2 separate regions of the Mus musculus genome follow, and region 2 is linked to region 1. A link is a loop called in an ENCODE intact Hi-C map of the cell type or tissue named here. Cell type or tissue: heart. All regions are shown on one strand. Each heading gives the region's core, and the rest is flanking DNA. Links, peaks and the distances in the headings are about the cores only. Region 1 has its middle 140 kb from the start of Gm31610. Region 2 has its middle 87 kb from the start of Gm31610.

Region 1 (5,385 bases), core at 74-5,073:
GAGATATTGCTTTCCAGGGGGCACTTAGGCAGGAGTGCCAGTTGTCTTTCCAGAGTGGTAGGGTGACATCTGAGACTGTCCTTGACCTTCACATGCACATACACATACAAATACAAGTGCATATACACACATGTGCAGCTAACACCCCCTTGCATCAGTACACACAAAACATTTTTTGAAAAGACAAATGCAGAAATGTCAGTAATCTCTTAACAGTTCATGGAACAGTCCTTTTTATTTTTTATTTTTTATTTTTTTACATTCCAGTCATTACCTGCTCCCTGTCTGCCCTTCTACACTTCCACATCCCATTCCTACACTCCCTTGTCTCCAAGACAATATCTCTACCCCCTACCCCACCTCACTCCACCCTACTCTCCAGCACCCCTTAACCCTCACCTCCCACCCTCCAACAACCTCCTCCTACCAGGCCTCACCACTCTCTGGGGCTTCAAGTCTCTCAAGGGTTAGGTATGTCTTCTTTCATTGAGTCCAGACCAGGCAGTCCTCTGCTGTATAAGTGCCAGGGGCCTTCTTCCAGCTAATACATGCTGCCTGTTTGGTGGCTCGGGGGTCCGAGTTAGTTGAGACTCCTGGTCTTCCTATGGGATCATTCTCCTCTTCAGCTTCTTCCAGCTTTTCCCAATTCAACCACAGGGATGATCTCCAACTTCAGTCCATTGGGTGTAAGTATCTGCATCTGTCTCAGTCAGCTGCTTAAGGACAGCCATTCTCTGCTCCTGTCTGTAAGCACACCATAGCACTAGCAACAGTGTCAGGCCCTGGAGTTTCCCCCTGAGATAGATCCAAGTTGGAATGGTCTCTGAGGGAATGAAGCAGTCTTAAAAGTTAACCAGAGAAATTTAGCCCCAAATTCAGTTTTCTCATAGAGAATTTTATTAGTCTACTGATAATATTTTTAAAAAGTTATTACCATCAATCAGACTAATGTAAAAAGTGTTGTGTTTAATGTGTGTAGGTAATACTGCATACTGAAGAAAAGTTACCATATATTTACTGAATGCAACAAGGAATTTCATGTAATCAGATTGAAAAATTATGAACCAGAAGTTTATTCTAGGTGCAGGGTGTATGATAGTATTCATGGTAAGTATGCTAATGAGCTACATTCAGGTAAGTGCAAAGGGACCCTTATCCTTGAGAAGTGTGGCAACAAATACTTAGAGGGACTGGAATCTTTGTCTACAATATTCATAATAGCTAAAGTCTAATTTTTGTCCAATATGTGATATAAACTTTCCAAGAGGAAGTGAGATGTTGTGAAAATTTAGTAGAACCCTCATGACTTGTTGTGTTGTTGTTTTCTGTAAAAATGAAGATTGGCTGCTCTAGCTGGCCCACATAGTCTGGTATTCTCCCATTCAATGTGCTTTGTTGACATTTCAAATAGTTTTGGATTTGAATGAATGAATGTGGTGTCAAAGTGTTACAGGTAATTCATCCATTCCATTATGAGCAGACCCAAGTCACTTACAACATATAATATAGATCCTGCTGGGAAGTCTAATACAGGAAATAACCCTGTGGGCAGTGATATGCATGACTGCCAAGAAATATTTGCTGGACTAAGTTATTCACTAAAGATTGATCAAAATATTCTTCTTTTCTATAATTAATTTCATAAGCATCTACATGTCTGGATTGATACCAGAAAAATGGAAAGTGCCAAAACAACACTCCATTTCTCATGGAGTGAAATGTAACTCAAGAGTCTAGGTAGTTTGTGTGTGCTTGCATGTACTCATGTGTATGCATGTATGTGTGTGTTTAAGAGTGTGTGTGTGTCTATGTGGTACACGTCAAAAAACAATTTTGTGTATCATCCCTCAGGTAGCTTTCCCTTTGTTTGAGACAGAACTTCTCACATAGGTTAAAGGAAGCAGCCAGCAATCCTCCAGATATCTGTCAGTCTATCTTGTCGTTGCTTGGATTATAAACGTGTATCACTGTGACTAACTTTTCATATGGGTTCTGGGAACCTAATCCCAGGTTCTCACATTTTACTAGGTGAGCAATTTCCTCAGATGCATGTGGATTTTATTTTTAAAATGGCACATTAGGGGTTACAGGCATACAGCATTTATAGTCCTTGGGATTTCATGCTCAACACTGGAAAGACTCTATGAAAGCAAATTGCTGGACCTTAGAGCAGACACAGTAGTCCCACTTTGCTTAACATCTTTTAGAAAAATGCAAAGATCAATAGATTAAGATAGTTACAGCTATTGGAAAAATGAAGAATATATATATATATATTTTTTTTTTTGCTCATATTTCCTTCAGGATATTCTGGCTGTGGTTTGTTCATTCTCTTTATGGAATGTACTTCAGTAACTCCAAATGACTGGCACCTTTTGCACTGTGGCTTAGCCCTGAATTGTTCACCCCTAAAGCTCTTTCCAGTTTTATGTGATGCTCTTTGTATCTGCTTCATCCTTAGTTATGGCAACCTGTGTATAAGGAATAGAACAGCCTCAGGTCTCAGGTCTCAGAAAACTGTCCTCCTCAGCATCATTATGCAGACTTTGCCTTGGATCAATAAATGAATAGATGAATAAATGAATAAATCAATGTGAATTCAAGACTCACCGAGGGAGCTTTCTCTTTTCCCCTCCTTACCAAATTCCCCCTTCTCCCTCTTCCTCATTCTTCCTCTATCTCCCTCTCTATCTGTCTCTCTGGTGCAGCTTTCTCTCAGTTCTTTCTCCATCAAGTCATCCTAAGCTCTACCTCCTTCTTTCATTTTTTTTTCATCCAGCTTTTCTCCCATATCCTTCTCCTCCCCTAACTTACTTTTACAGTCTATCAGATATTATCATAGAACCTTACTGTACCTGGAGCTGGAGCTCGAGTGGGGACAGGTCTGTGGGTGAACAGGCTTGCTGATATGTGAATATTTGCTTTTTACTGTTCCTTTCTGTGAGGGCCAACTTTGCCTGGCCCAGTGTGACCTCAACCCCCACTCTCTTCTTTCCATTGTAAACTTCTGTCCGTACCAGTCTCTAAGGTCACACACCGAGGAAAAATAACTGTCAGGCAGCATGAAGTTATTTAATGATGACTTAACAGAGCCTGGGAATAAAGTCCTGTGAGCAATTTGTTATATATTTAATTTAGGAAAGATTGTTACAGTATCAGAGGAGGAAAGGAGGAAAATATATGGCTACCCATAAAAATGCAGTAAAAACATGCATATAACCCTTCTGTTATGTTGAAATACTGTCATTCTGTGATTAAAGTAGGGCAGCAAAGTGGATGCTGTTGAGTGCTGTGCCAGGGTGGCGTAAGGGAGTGAGGAGAGATCCAGCTTGTGGGCTTTATCTTTTCTGGAGCACCAAGAAATGAAAATGTCACAAAGTCCAGGAGAGCAGAAATTCTGAGCTTCTAAAAGGAGAGCCATGTAAATGGTGAACCAGATGGGCCATGAAATGAACCTGAATTTAGAGCCATATGAAACCTGTTTTCTGTAGCCTGACAGATTAACAGGAGCTAAGGTCTAAGTCTCATGATCTTGGGAGAGAGGCTAGTGTCATTCATTCTGAATGGGTAGAGGAAAAAAACCTGTTTTTAAATCTTACTCTTGGTAGTAATTTAAAATGTTATCAAATACATACATACATGCATATGTAAAAGGACATACAGAGATGTTTGTAGGAAGTGATCAAGGACACTAGGAGTTGTAAAATGCATGGTTTTACAAGTGGGATACAATTGTTGTGACATTTCTCAAAGGTTGACTAGATGCTCTCAGTGCTTCTCAGAAGCAGCAAGACCAGGGGCCACAAAGGATGGGGAGAAAGTGACAGTTCCTTCTATCTTTTGGCTCACTTTCACCTAGTCACTCTTAGAGGATATTGCAGCTTTGCTTGACCTTTAGATTAGCACTTGGAAACTCAGGAAAAGGAGGTAGAAAAAGAGTATAACAGAAGCATTGCTGTGCAGTGCAGGGAGCAAACCTCTCTCAACCCCAGCTCCTGTCACCTCAGACTTTTCATGATGAAAACAAAAAAAAATATTTCCTTAGTGACTGCCAAGTCAGGTCTTCAAATGTATCTGTGTCCAGCTACTTCAGTGTGTCACTCAGTGTATATCTGCAAAACCAGACATTATTTTCTCCTTTCAGTGAATCAAGAATTAGACATGTATGATGATTAGCTTGATTGTCAATTTCATGTAACTTTGTGCTACCTGGAGATCATTTCAATGAAAGGGTATTTATATTGGGTTAGCCCAGGGACATGCCTGTCAGGGCTGGTCTTAATTAAGTTAATTACCTGGGAAGATGCAGTCCCAATGCAGGCTACACTATACTCTAGCCACCTGTATAAGGATGGCGACATCTAGCTTGTGCAAACAAGCAGATGAGCATATGCACACTCATTTCGCTCTGCATTTGACTATGGATGTGACTGGCTGCATCAAGTGGCACGCTATAACATCCTTACAATGATAGTTTGAAACCTGGAACTGTGAATTGAAATAAACCTCTTTCTTTTTTAAGTCACTTTTGTCAGGGTGTTTTATTGACAGTAACAGGAGCTAGAACAATGTGAGAATAGCTCATGAGATGTTATTTGCATACCCCAGATGCACAGATTCAATAACTCTCCATATCACATATTCCTTCAAAGGAAGAACTTTGGAAGGAAATATGGACCCGAGAGTCTGAGAAAGCATGTGCAAAGGGCAGGTGTTGGTGAAAAACCTCAACAGAACAAACAATAAAAATGGCGGCAACCATTGGAATGTTGCTGAAAGGTTAAATGTATGATGTTTCTTACCCAGCTTTCCCAGTTTTCATATTGGCTCTGAAAGACAAGTATTCTACATTTTACAAATACAGAAAGTGAGGTTCTTTGGGTCCTCTGTAGTCACCAGGAGAACTCTTTGTCTGTAGAATAAGAATAGGATTAATAAACTCTCTTGCCAGAGAATGGACAAAACAGTCATTCCTACTACATCTTTAGATAGTTAGAGGCAAAGAAAAAATCATGCAGCTCAGAAATTCAAAGGCTTGCGAACTGGGGTGGGGAAGAACAGGCTTTAGGCTGTGGGGTTCTTGGATTTTTAACATTTGGTCACAGATTGAACATTAGGGGTACGTGGCCGTGTAAGCTTCTCAGGCATCTCAGGTCTGAGGTGGCTTTGTGTCTTTTTGGGTTGGAGATTTTCAGCAAGTCAGTTATACCTGGCTCTGAGGCTAGACTGGTTCCAAGGCAAGCCATGGTGGAGCATTTGCTTTGGGTACTTTCTGCTCCAGACAAAGTATGTTCTAGAATAAGCTGTTTCTGTTGCATGAGCCTTAGCTCCAGGGAGTAGTGAGAGAGCAAAGATGTAGCCTGAGATTTTCATAGAGTGTAATAT
Region 2 (5,385 bases), core at 244-5,243, 50 kb before region 1:
ATTTCCTCATTCAACAAACACACTAAGACCACTCTGTGGGTGGGGGCCCAATGGGAATGAAGTGATCAGTAGAGATGGTTGCTACTGTTGGGGACTCTAATTCTGGGTCAGGCAGATACACTGTAGATAATTCCAGTATTGTGAGGTATTGGCTTTCCTTACCCACAGGGCATCTGTCTCTATCCCTCACCCAGCCCATACACCCTTGGAGGAGTGGAGCCCTTTAGTACTTTTGACATCAACAAATTCAGTGGCAATCTTAGTCATGCCTTGAGAGAGAACACTGCCAGGAGCCACTAGCTACATAGACCATGACCTTACTTTTTATAGGTGTTAATGGCAGCTTTGCCTATAATCAGGTTTCTCTCTTAGTACAAGCTCTTAAGTTTAGAAAGGTGTGAGGTATGGTACATTTTAATCTATGAAGCAAGCCAGTGGCTCTGGAATTTGTGCACACTGGCTCCTGAGAGTCTGATGTGCTCATCACTTTCCAGCTTGGTCCTATCCCTCCCACTTAGTGGGAGAATTTTCCCTTAGGAATCTGGCCAAGCTTGTAGATCAGAGTTTTTCTCACCACAGAGTGGCTTGCCCAGTGTTTACCAGCACCGCCTTTCACCTGGGACTTGATTAAGTTAAAGGATTTACTAAACTACTCTGCATATGATATTCATAAAAGCCTCTTAATTTTAGCTGGAATATAATTATACGGAGTGTATTAATTACTTGTTCCTTCTCCACACACAGGGGTTAAAACTTCCTTAATTTGGCATGTAAATATATGCAAAATAGCAAACAATTCAGGTGTGTGCAGAGAACTCTGGAGTATTAACAAGGCAATCTTGATTACCCAGCTGCCAAGGAAAGCTCATTCCGAGCCTCGCTCCTGCACCACTACCTACCTCTAGGAACAAACTGATGAAAGCAGCCTTCTCTTAGTGACAAAGACCTGTCTTCTCTTTGGAGTAAAGGAAAAGAAATGAAAAGGAAAGAAAAAGCAAGTTGAAACAGAAAAATGCAGATGTCTTCATCATGAAGTCTTTTTTTTTTTTTTTTTTTTTTTTTTTTAAGAACTTCAGTTTGAACACCCAATTCTGTGTTGGCAATGCATGCTCAACACATAGCACTTCCTTAGAGAGGTGAGTATGTTTCTTGTCTCTATACAGTTTTCCTAATTCCCACACTGGACATTTCAGCATTTATAGTACCTGCTACAATGGATTTTGATAGAAGAATGTGTTAATAACTTTTTTTGTAGCTGGAACAAAATGCCTAACAACAGCAACTTGAGAAAGTGAGCGTGTATGTTGGTTCAGAGTTCACATTTACTCTGGTTCAGTATATCATCGTGGTGGGTGTAGAGAGTGTGGCTTGGAGAGGGGGGAGGGAGTGGTCACATTGCATCTACATCCAGAAAGCAGGCAGAGGCAACTGCTGTCACACCACTAGCTTTCTTTCCTTCAGCCCAGAGCCCTAGCCTGTGGGATTGTGCCATTCACGTTCAGAGTGGGTGTTTTCACCTCACTTAAACTCTGGAAATACTTTCACAGACACTCTGAGAAAAGTTTCTCCTGTGTGTTTCTAAGGCCTATCCCACAAACAATGAAGGCAAACCATCACAATGAAATTTAGTAAATATATGCTGAATCCATTATCTAAATGCCTCAATTTTCTCTTGCAAGAAATTAGAAAGTCCACATATTTGCATGTCAAAACAACCACTTCTCTTTCTCTGCCTAGACAAGCACATATCCTTATTACCACAAGGATTTCTAGTGGACTCTCTCATACTTGTCTCTACTTTGCAACAGGCACACTTTAGGGATATTGTGTGAGTAGGGATGAGTGTGCCCTGGGCTCAGCACCCGCATGTAATAGATATTATGTCATCAAAGTAGGAAAGACATGGAAAGATTTGTAATCATTTCCATAGTATCACCAGGGCTGTAACCACAGCAAATACAGGGGAGCAGAGGGGTCTGGATTCTTTCAAGTACTAGAGTCCTAAGCTGAGGGCTACATTGACACCTAGAGCTTTGGCAGAGGATCAAGTTTAGGAGCACATTGCCTTAGTTGGGGAAACAGAACGCCATATTTGGTTTGAAGCAAGGGCAGAAATATAGAGAAGACCTCAGGCTTTGCCAGACTTGAGTGACTGCAGATGAATAAACCAAGCTCACTGACAACCATCTGGTATGGGCTGGGGGCAGGTTGGGGGAGGGGATAGCTTACAAGGTTGTGAGGTAAATGGATGTGAATTTTGAGGGTCTACAAGGGATTTTGGAAAATTATGTAGGTGAGCTAGCTCTAAGTCATTCTGCTTTTAGGAAGGCCAGCAGGAGAGAATTATCATCTCTTCAAGGGGAAGCACAGACTGCTGTTAAAGGTAGTTAGCACCCATGGAAGGAGTTACAGAGACAAAGTTTGGAGCTGAGACAAAAGGATGAATCATCTAGAGACTGCCATATCCGGGGATCCATCCCATAATCAGCTTCCAAACACTGACACCATTGCATACACTAGCAAGATTTTGCTGAAAGGAGCCAGATAGAGCTGTCTCTTGTGAGACTATGCTGGGGCCTAGCAAACACAGAAGTGGATGCTCACAGTCAGCTATTGGATGGATCACAGGGCCCCCAATGGAGGAGCTAGAGAAATTACCCAAGGAGCTAAAGGGATCTGCAACCCTATAGGTGGAACAACAATATGAACTAACCAGTACCCCAGAGCTCTTGACTCTAGCTGCATATGTATCAGAAGATGGTCTAGTCGGCCATCACTGGAAAGAGAGGCCCATTGGACATGCAAACTTTATATGCCCCAGTACAGGGGAACACCAGGGCCAAGAAGTGGGAGTGGGTGGTTGGGGAAGTGGGTGAGGGAGCGTGTGGGGGACTTTTGGGATAGCATTGGAAATGTAAATGAAATAAATACCTAAAAAAAAAAGGTAGTTGATTATATCTACAGACTGACATTAAAAGGAAATGCTTTAGCCAGGCAGTGGTGGCGCACGCCTTTAATCCCAGCACTTGGCAGGCAGAGGCAGGCAGATTTTTGACTTTGAGGCCAGCCAGGTCTACAGAGTGAGCTCCAGGACAGCTAAGGCTATACAGAGAAACCCTGTCTGGAAAAAACCACCACCACCACCACCACCACTACCACCACCAAAAACAAAACAAAACAAAACAAAACAAAACAAAACAAAACAAAACAAAAAACCAAACAAAAGGAAACACTTTTCAGGGCCCTGTGGTGTCCACAGCTGAAGCCTCTGTGTTTGGCAACATGCTCGTATACAAGTCAAGCCCCTGCCTTCACTTAGGGCAGTCAACAGGGCCACTGTTCCCCATACGGACTGCATATCAAACAGTGAATCCCCATCCTTCAGAAAGAGGGCATTCTATGAACATAATGGAGCATGTGTCCTTCTTACCGGTTGGGACATCTTCTGGATATATGCCCAGGAGAGGTATTGCGGGATCCTCTGGTAGTACTATGTCCAATTTTCTGAGGAACCGCCAGACTGATTTCCAGAGTGGTTGTGGGTAGGGGATTGGGGGGGGGGGTGGGTATGGGGGACTTTTGGGATAGCATTGAAAATGTAAACGAGGAAAATACCTAAAAAAAAAAAAAAGTTAAAAAAAAAGAAAGAGGGCATTCTCTAGAAAGACTAACACTGGTATTTTGTGGAAAATATGTTACAAGGTGATACAAGAAGAGTTCTAGTTAGCATGTATTCTGATGTAACTGATTCAAGAGAGGGATAGCAGAAGTGACCCTAGGCTGTCACAGATGGTGCAAGCTTTTGGCAGTAAGCACTGCAGAGGAGAATTTAAACATACAATGGGTTGGTGGTAGAGATGTATCAATGGTCTTCATAATCTGCCTTGTAATAAGCTGATATTGAAGTCTTGTTAAGAGGAAGTTTCAGAGGTCCCTGACTAAAGGTTCATGAAAGAGAATCTTTGTGAAGGTATTTTCTTTCCTATTGTATGATGTCTAAGGCTCCTTGGTTGACTTTCTGGAATGTTGTAATTCCATTCCTATGAGTATCTTGTATAGGAAAATCTTGTCTTAGTATTTCATAAGATTATTTTGCATGTGCTATCAGTGGACTAGGCCTAAGATTAACTGACCTCAGAAGCCAGAGCTCACTGGAAACCCTCCAGGTCCAAGGTGGCAACAAGTAGCTACGTGAAGGAAGTAGTTTACACAGCTGAAGGGAGAGCTGAGTCAATAAGGAATTTGTCTGGCAAGCATGACAGTTCGAATTTATACAGTCAGTTCCCGAATAAAAAGCCAGCATGCTATGTGTGCATGCAATCCCAGTGCTGAGTAGCAGAGACAAGGGAGTCTCTGCTTCTTCTTGACAAGCCATGCCCGCCAAATTGGTAAGGCCCACGTTACAGTGAGAGTTTCTAGTTTCTGTCCAAATAAGATGAACATCTCCCAAGGAATAAGTGTTCACTTCTGAGGGTGAACCCTGTCCTTAACATATATGCAAATATATACACGTTCCCCTCCCACACTCCTTCAAATATGTATCCTCCCCACCCATACTCACAAACACACTCACACAAACCTATGAGAAAACAAGCAGCAGTTCTGGGGTAAAGCTCTACTGGACTCAAATTGTACCTTTGTTCCTATTTGGCCAAAGGATTTTGTAGACAGCAATACAGTAACTGTCTCCTCAGGTTTGTTAAGGGGCAAGTACAATGACAAGACTGAAGGTCTGGGGCTGAAGTAAGTGATCTATTGATCCTTATATCTCCTAACTTTAAATGTACCCGGCAGGCAGACCTTTCAGGTATCAAGCTGAGCTTTTCCTGGTCAGGCATGACTGGCTCAGCAGAAGAATGTACAGACACCTTCTGTATCCAATCTGTTCACAGATACTGCTTCTGAGAGTGGCTCAAGAAAAAGAAAACCCCCCAAACACACCCTTCTCCAGTATTGACTGTGTTGATGATGCAGTGGTAAAAGGACACATCTACTTGGATTTTCTCTCATATTTCCCTAACATCAATGATAGCAAAACACAGACAAATACACAAATAAAACCTACAAGGAGCTTAAGAAATGGAAGCTAGAATTCCATCCTTTTGAAAATCAACTGGACTCCTGTTTTCTGCTTTGTCCCTTCTCTGCTACCTCTTTCCCTTTCTTCTGGTTTTCTATCCAGCTTCGGGTTTCCCCCCACCCCCCTCTAGATCAGTTTTATAATCAGATTAAATTGTACTCAAATTATTTAATTTGCAATTGCAATTTAGAAGAAAATAACTTAAATTTTCTTCCACCTGAAAATTGTTGACTCCTGCAGTGTAGCTGTCTACTTAAATGTTAGTATGTACATATGATCTCTTCATTCAGAAATTATGCCCACAC

The links. A loop is a pair of places that touch in the nucleus more often than their neighbours do. Peaks named below come from ENCODE experiments on the same cell type or tissue, not always from the same donor. Only the 100,000 strongest peaks of a DNase experiment are listed, where the experiment ranks them.
Region 2: a loop joins it to region 1, with 2.2 times the contacts of the local background. A loop is called at or near these places in 4 of 42 quality-filtered maps.

What each region holds. Positions count from the first base shown.
Region 1 is chr3:21,349,885-21,355,269 of GRCm38, reverse strand. No RefSeq gene overlaps it. Among named protein-coding and RNA genes, the nearest start is that of Gm31610, 140 kb to the left of the region's middle. In heart, for the core only: no CTCF peak of the experiment used is centred there; no DNase peak of the experiment used is centred there.
Region 2 is chr3:21,400,356-21,405,740 of GRCm38, reverse strand. No RefSeq gene overlaps it. Among named protein-coding and RNA genes, the nearest start is that of Gm31610, 87 kb to the left of the region's middle. In heart, for the core only: no CTCF peak of the experiment used is centred there; no DNase peak of the experiment used is centred there; H3K27ac peaks cover 321 bases.